Linked DNA regions of Mus musculus: regions 2 and 3 are each linked to region 1. A link is a loop called in an ENCODE intact Hi-C map of the cell type or tissue named here. Cell type or tissue: left cerebral cortex. All regions are shown on one strand.

Evidence for each region. Hi-C counts contacts between places; a loop is a spot of excess contacts. Peaks named below come from ENCODE experiments on the same cell type or tissue, not always from the same donor. Only the 100,000 strongest peaks of a DNase experiment are listed, where the experiment ranks them.
Region 2: a loop joins it to region 1, with 3 times the contacts of the local background. A loop is called at or near these places in 2 of 42 quality-filtered maps.
Region 3: a loop joins it to region 1, with 2.4 times the contacts of the local background. A loop is called at or near these places in 4 of 42 quality-filtered maps.

Annotation. Positions count from the first base shown.
Region 1 is chr2:3,814,718-3,817,217 of GRCm38, reverse strand. It overlaps Gm36031 (a long non-coding RNA gene), which reads right to left. Exons shown (of 5, transcript XR_373951.3): 4 at 1,590-1,784. Among named protein-coding and RNA genes, the nearest start is that of Gm36031, 8.1 kb to the right of the region's middle. In left cerebral cortex, a CTCF peak has its summit at 1,017; DNase peaks (open chromatin) are centred at 879 and 1,367; H3K27ac peaks cover 1,117 bases.
Region 2 is chr2:4,113,368-4,115,867 of GRCm38, reverse strand. It overlaps a transcript of Frmd4a not described here. Among named protein-coding and RNA genes, the nearest start is that of 1700080N15Rik, 27 kb to the left of the region's middle. In left cerebral cortex, a CTCF peak has its summit at 1,469; a DNase peak (open chromatin) is centred at 2,160.
Region 3 is chr2:3,923,566-3,926,065 of GRCm38, reverse strand. No RefSeq gene overlaps it. Among named protein-coding and RNA genes, the nearest start is that of Gm52545, 110 kb to the left of the region's middle. In left cerebral cortex, a CTCF peak has its summit at 1,159 (motif pointing right); no DNase peak of the experiment used is centred here.

The DNA of each region.
Region 1 (2,500 bases):
CCACACAAGCATACACACCACACCCCCACACACACACACACCACACAAACACATACCACACACACCACACAAATACCACACACACACACACTACTTCTGGTCACTACAGAGTGTCCAATGCTGCTTCCAGCTCCACCACCAGGCCACAAAGGATGCTGAGGTATGTGTGTCTGTAGAAGAAAACAGAAGCCTCTGGGAGACAGACACAGAGAAAGGACCAGGCTCTGTCTAGACTTCACAATGAAGCTAAAATTTCACACAACATTAAAAAGAAAAACATGAGCATCATGGAGACCTCCAAAGAGACTGTCACCCTCGGTGTCCCCTTCTTCACCGGAGGTGACACTACTAAGACGAAGAAGAGAGCTTTCCTTTCCTATGTGATCTTTCCATTTCCTTCCCAGTATTGGTCGCCATTGTCTTCCCGGTTTTAAAAGCAAGCTCTGGCCTTCTCACGAGACTGTCTCCTTAGTTCTTTGCCTGCCAGACACTGGCCCTTGCTGGAAAACAACAGCCCTCATCTAAGCCCTCATTTCTCTGACTTGCTAGCTGCGTGTGAATAATGTCAGCTTCTTCCTGTCTGCCATGAGCCCTTGCCACCTGATCTGTGAAATCCCTCAGTTCACCTCGGCATCGCAGTGACCCTCGGAGGAGCAGTGGGGACTCTGTCACTCTCTTCTATTCCACAGGAATAAAAATTCAGGACCAACCCAGATTGCCTTCCAGATGGGGACGAGATAAAAGGGTTTGAATGCAGTCACATGGCTAAATTAAGAAGCAGATAGAAATAGAACAAAATGAAGCTGGGGCTGAGAGTTGGGGAGCAAATACTTTGTGGGCGAGCCAGAACTCAGTGATGCAGGCCTCTGCTGCCTGAGATCTAATTTGCAATGCCACAAAGAATTCTCTGGTTCAGATTTCCTTTGCTCCTCACTTTCTGTTCCCAGTCAGAAGCCACTGAAGCTGGCTAAGATCCCAGACAGGGCAGGCCTTTAGATCTTAAGAAGAGAGGGACCTCTAGTGTTGAGTTACTTGTCTACTGCTCGCTGTTGCTGTTCACCCCCATATTTACCTCTTACCTTGTGATTATTAGAGTTTCTTTGAAGGCTAGTATTCATTTAAATGTTAAAATTTAAATTTAAATTTAAATTTAAAATGTTAAAAGTGGGTTTTTCTCCCTTCCTGGAAAACTAAGAAAATTGAGAATGGGTAAATATAAGCCAACATACTAGTTTAAAGAAGACTTGAGCAAAATGTCACGTGATTAAAAAGTATTATTAGACACCTATAAGGTGCTCAGTAGTTAAGAGCACTTGCTGCTCTTCCAGAGGACCTGGGTTCAGTTCTCAGCACTCACATCAGGAGGCTCACAACCATCTGTGACTCCAGCTGCAGGGGATCCAACACCCTCTTCTGGACTCTGCCATCATCAGCGATACACGTGGTACACATACACATGTGCAGGCAAATACTCAAATGTAGGAAATAAAAATAATAGATTTTTTAAGCATCCATTAAACCTTTGACCTTAGCATAGGGACTAAAAGCCATTTCAATAAGTCTGGAACATGAAAATATAATCATAATACCAGTTTTTCAGTAGGTTCCGGAAAGCACCGATCCCGCTCTCTGTCAGGCTGAATGTGGGTTTGTGTAGGCCACAGCTAGGAAACATAAACAAAGGAAGGTGTGGCAGTTCCTCCTTCCTGGCGGTGATTCTCGGTTGTTGATTCATCCGAATACTTCGCAAAGTATCTTCTGTGACCAGATCCAATCAGATGCACCTGGTCCAAGGATTCACAGAAGGGGATGGTATCATTGTGGCTCAGAGGTCACTGTTAGCTTTCTGCCACTAGCATAAATATCTGAGATGATCTACTTACAAAGAGGAAAGAAAAGCTCCATTTACAAAGATATATTTAGGTTTGGGGGTCTGCATTGGTTACTATTGCTCTAGGGTCTGTTGCATCTAGTCCTCTCATGGCGGGGAGCGTGTGGTAGGGCAGAGCTATCCACTTATGGTGCAAAGGCAGAAGAAAGGGGAAGGGGCTGAGGTGCCATCTACTGTCCTCTTTGAAGAGGCCTGAGCACCGCCACTGGAGGCAGCTTCTGGTGCACACCTGCAGTCCCAGCACTCAAAGAGAACAGAGACCTGCTGTGTGTTCAAGACCAGCCTGGGCTACCTAGCAAGTATTAAGTGGCTTGAGCTGCACACCAAGACCTCGCCTTAAAAACAGCAAAATCGCTTCCATTAGGCCCTTCCCCCACCCCTAAAAGGTTCTACTTCCACCCCATAGTGCCACACAGGGAGCAACGCCTTCATCATATGGACCCATTATATTCCAGTATAACTGTAAATTATACTAGCTACCAAGAGTAGCAAGAGATAGTTCAAATCCATGAGACCGCCTATGTTTGGAAAATGAAATAATTAATATTCATTGTCAATTAGATCAAATTTAGAATCACCCAGGAGATACACCTCTAGGTATGACTGTGA
Region 2 (2,500 bases), 300 kb before region 1:
CTTGTTGGAGGAAGTGTGTGACGGTGGAGGTGGGCTTTGAGGTCTAATATGCACAAGCTCTACCCACTACCTTCTGATCAAGATGTTAAGAACTATCAGCTACTCTCCAGCAGTATGTCTGCCTGCACACCTTCATGATCCATTCCCTCTGTGATGGTCGTGGACTGAACCTCTGACACTGTAAGCCAGCCCCAGTTAGATGTTTTCCTTTAGAAGACTTGCAGTGATCATGGTGTCTCTTCAAGGCAACAAGACCCTAAGACTGATGGACACAATGCTTTGACTTGTTTTCCTCTTGAAAATTCTATGATCTCACATTTCAACTCCATTAGAAAGTTCACAGGCGATGACAATGGTGCCTACCCAGGTGTCCACCAAGATTTGGGCACAGGGGACACATGTGCATACACAGGCCCACAGTTGGGAAGCATGAAAGTGAAGCTGACATGTCATCAAATGTGCTGTCCTTTGGATGGGAGGTGACTTACCTCTTCTGGACTGAGTCAGGACTCTGGGGAGAACTAGAGCCAGGACTTGTCCTAAATGGGTATGGGATGACTTCTTCCTGGGTACATAGGTTGTGGGAGAAGAGCCAAACATGGGGCTTTAGTGAAAATAGAAGCCTAGTTTCACTGCCTCAAAGACTGTGGAGACAGAAGACTGGGGGTCAGGTGAGATACCTCATGGCAGATCCTGGGTGGGGCTGTACTCTTCCTACAGCCTTTCAGAGCTAACCCTCCATGGTGTGATCTGGGGAAGACTCAACACTGTTCTTTTCCTCTTGGGTGTTATTAGTACACTTTAAGTATTAATATTTTGCTAATACATATTAACGGGATGCTGCGTGCATATTATATGTATTGATCATGTCCAACCGTCGTTCTTGCTCTGCATCCTTTCCAGTTCTTAGTAATCAGTGTTCTATTTGCAGGCCAGCTTGTTGTGACTTCATGTGCAAGAGAGCCCATGCAGCTGTGTTTCTGGATTATTTTACTTACACAAAGACCTTTAGTTTCCTCCAGTGTCAGAATATGCTTTCTTCCTCCTCATGGATGAATAACACCCCCTGCCCTCTCTATGTTCTCTCCCTCTCCATGATGTGTGTGTATGTGTGTGAGTGTATGTTATGTGTGTGTGTGATATGTGTGTGTTAAGTGTTTGTGTGAATGTGTCATATGTATGTGGTGTGTGTGTGTGTGTGTGTGTGTGATGCATTCTTTATCCATTCATCTGTGAATCTATACTCAGAAACAAATCCAGAAATGGAATGGCTGAATCATACAACACTTCTGTGTTCAGTTTTCTGAGGAAATGGTATTTTGTTTTCCATCATAACTAAACTAATTTCACTGTTTTCTTTAAAACTGGATTGGTATACTTATATCTGCATCATCTTTTCTTTTCTTTCTTTTTCCTTTTTTAAAAGATTTCTTTATTTATTATATGTAAGTTCACTGTAGCTATCTTCAGACACCCCAGAATAGGGCACCAAATGGTTGTGAGCGACCATGCGGTTGCTGGGATTTGAACTCAGGACCTTCAGAAGAGTAGTCAGTGCTCTTAACCACTGAGCCATCTCTCCAGTCCATCATCTTTTAATAGTAGAGAAAATCCAAGCACATCTGTACTTGTTATTTCAAATTCAAAAGGAATTCTCATGCCAATGATTTTATGTCCGAACCCATCAGTGTTACTACAGGGACTGTGGTTCTGTGTTGAATGTTGAGAAAGTGTTACTTGCTTCCGTAGATAACAGCCTTAAGACTGTTGTCTCTCTTGAAGGATGGTAACTGACTCTGGACGGTTTAGATATCCCTGTCTTCTGTTGAGGAGCACTTGCCCACCAGCACCTGTATGCCATAGGCATCCAATGTCTCAATTCTAGTCCATCAGTGAAGTATGAAATTATTTTAAAATGACATATCTCTCAATATTCAAAAAAGACTCAACCGGCAAGGAAAATTTACATGATGTTAATTATTTTTGGTGCATACAAATTAGCTGTGAAATCATTAGAAACTCCTGTGTGTTTGTGCTCTTTGTTGGCAGAGAAGAATAATTATCAACTAACCTCAGTCAGTCTCTCTTAGCAGAAGGTTTCATTATTCCATGTGAGTGCAGCTTTGAATTCGGAAGCAGAGGTGCTGGCAAGCATAGCTAAGCATGAGCTCACCACTGAGCGAACTTGCCAAAGGTAAGGATAGCTACTCGGGAGGGCTTATAGTTAAGGTCTTCCTTAGAAGGCAGGGAGGAAAAGAGCAAGAGCATGAGCAGGGCACAGTGGGAGACAGACAGAAACACCAGGAATAACAGACAGTATAAATTAACATCATAAAGGATTCAAGTTAAAAGCTACCTCTAAACCATTCAAAGTGTGACGTCATTGCTTACGACCCTTCTCATTGTACTAGGGCCACACCCTTCCTCCCACGATCAGTCATGAATTTAAATAGATGAACTCCACCAGAATAAAAGCTTTGCAAAGAGTAATATTGCTTAC
Region 3 (2,500 bases), 110 kb before region 1:
TCTAAGTCTTTTTTCCTTTCAGAACTTGAATGAGCAAAGGTCTGTAATAGACATCTTCTAAGGAAACTGTACGGAGACAAGCGTGTGAATCTTTTGGGAAATGCAAATCCAAGCCTCAGTGGGAGACTGCCTCACATGCATTGTAATGACTGCTGACCCAAAGCAAAGCAACAGAAGAAACAAACACTGAACAAAATCCAGAAATTATCAACACTTAGGGTGATGTGGGAACATTGGGCTGTGGTGAGCTGCCTGTGAAAATAGGAAGCAGGGGCGACCATTCTGCATGGTTGATCCTTCTGCAATGGCATTTAAACAATAAATGCGATCTGGCTATCTCATTTCTGCTATAGGTCCAAGACACATAAAGCCAGGAATCTGCATGTCAGTACTTCTACAGCATGGCTCACTGCAGCCAGGATGCAAAACAACTCAAATGTCCACTGATAGATGATTGGATAAGTGAAGTGTGGGATCCACACAGTAGAAGAAATCCTGACACTTGCCGCAATACCCACTCCTACCTGGGTACACACATTTCTTTAGGCACCTGATCATCCTGGACTAGACCTTGTATCCCAGCCTCCTTTGCAGTTCAGTGTGGCATGTGGTGACAATCACCACAGCCTGGGCATCATCGGCAGCCTTTTAATTCCCCTGAAAAGACAACTTTGATGCTCAAGAGCATGGTTACCATGGAAATGGCATGTTATAAAAATACTTCAAAGCGACAAGTAGGGGAGGGGCCAGGGACCCAAAACCACCAAAAAAAACACCTGCTGACTGATCAGTCAGTATTCATTTTGGGATGTGTGTGTGGAAAGGTCAGTCTGGCTTTGGCCATCTGTCATTCATGCAGGATTGTTCTGCTATGAGTAAAACAGAATGGCTCATTAATATGCAGCAGGACCAAAAAGTTTTCTAGCTGGGCATGAGGGTGCACCGGTGTCATCCCAGCATTCAGGAAGCTAACACAGAAGGGTTGTGAGTTTGAAAACAGCCTAGGCTCCGTTGAGTCCCTATCTCAAAGAAAATGAAGGCAAGCTCTCCAATGTCGTCATTCTCTGCTTTTACATTCATCTCGTTTTTACTTCCTATTGTCTGTAATGAATTTTGTCATTTTAATGCACAGATTTTAGTGTGTTTCCCCTCTAGATGGCAACCTCCTTTGACAAGCAAACTATCCCTTGCTTGTTACTATGTGTTTATGTGCTTAAAGCAAGCTTGATAACGATTTACCCCACAAAAATGAGTGAATGTCTGAGCTTGAGCCTGGTTCTCAGTAATCCGTGCTATTCCAGAAGGTTCCCCACTGCATCGCTACATAAAGAGGTTTGTTCTTTAGTTGCTCCCCACTTGATGGTCTCAGTACTGCTTGAAACCAGAACAGGCTTTTCTGGAATCTCTTAAGACACTGCTTGAGTGCTGTGATGCCTGTCTGCCTCCCCATGGGCTCTTTCTCTGGAGTCTGTTTGCATGGCCTCTACCTAGTGGGTAGCATGTTGCCAAATCAATGACTGGTTGCATGAACAAGTGAGTGTGTTCATTTGTCAGGGGAAGAATTTGAGACTGATCCTATTTTAAATCAGAGGCAAAGCACAGTATGCATCCTGGGCAAAGACTGCCCTGGTCCTTCTCTAGACAGGGCATCTTGTGAGTTAGGCTACCACTTCCCCAGGGGCTTGGGGGAGGCAGTCTGGGTCTGAAAAGAGCTCTCACCTGGGTACAGAAGATGTGAATACAAAAGACAAAAGATGCTGTAGGTTCTGGGAAGTCATCTGTTGTAGTCTCCCCTCCCCCAGCTGTCCTCTTCCTGACTCAGTTTGCATATTTACAAAACGTGGAATTATTTAAGCTCCATAGTCAAAGAGAAGAGAACATAGAGAACCAGGCTATATACTCTTGCTCTGTCATTCAAAGGTCACTAACCACATGTGGCTATTGAGAATTTGAAATGTGCATATGCACATCATCAATATGAAAGCACACCGGCTCTGATAAACCTGATACTGCAAATGCATACTTCTCTTTAGTAACTTTTATGATGATGCCCTGTTGAAACAATGTTTTGGATCTATCCTGTCAAAGACAAATGTTTTTCTTATGGCTTTTGATTTTTAAAAATTGTGTCCATCAGGGACTATATGGCCCAACAGTTAAGACTGCTCTTCCAGGAGTTACAGAGACAAAATTTGAAGCTGTGACGAAAGGATGGACCATCTAGTGATTGCCATATGCAGGGATCCATCCCATAATCAGCTTCCAAATGATGACACCATTGCATACACTAGCAAGATTTTGCTGAAAGGACCCAGATATAGCTCTCTCTTGTGAGACTATGCCGGGGCCTAGCAAACACAGAAGTGGATGATCACAGTCAGCTATTGGATGGGTCACACGGCCCCCAATGGAGGAGCTAGAGAAATTACCCAAGGAGCTAAAGGGAACTGCGACCCTATAGGTGGAACAACAATATGAGCTAACCAGTACCCCGGAGCTC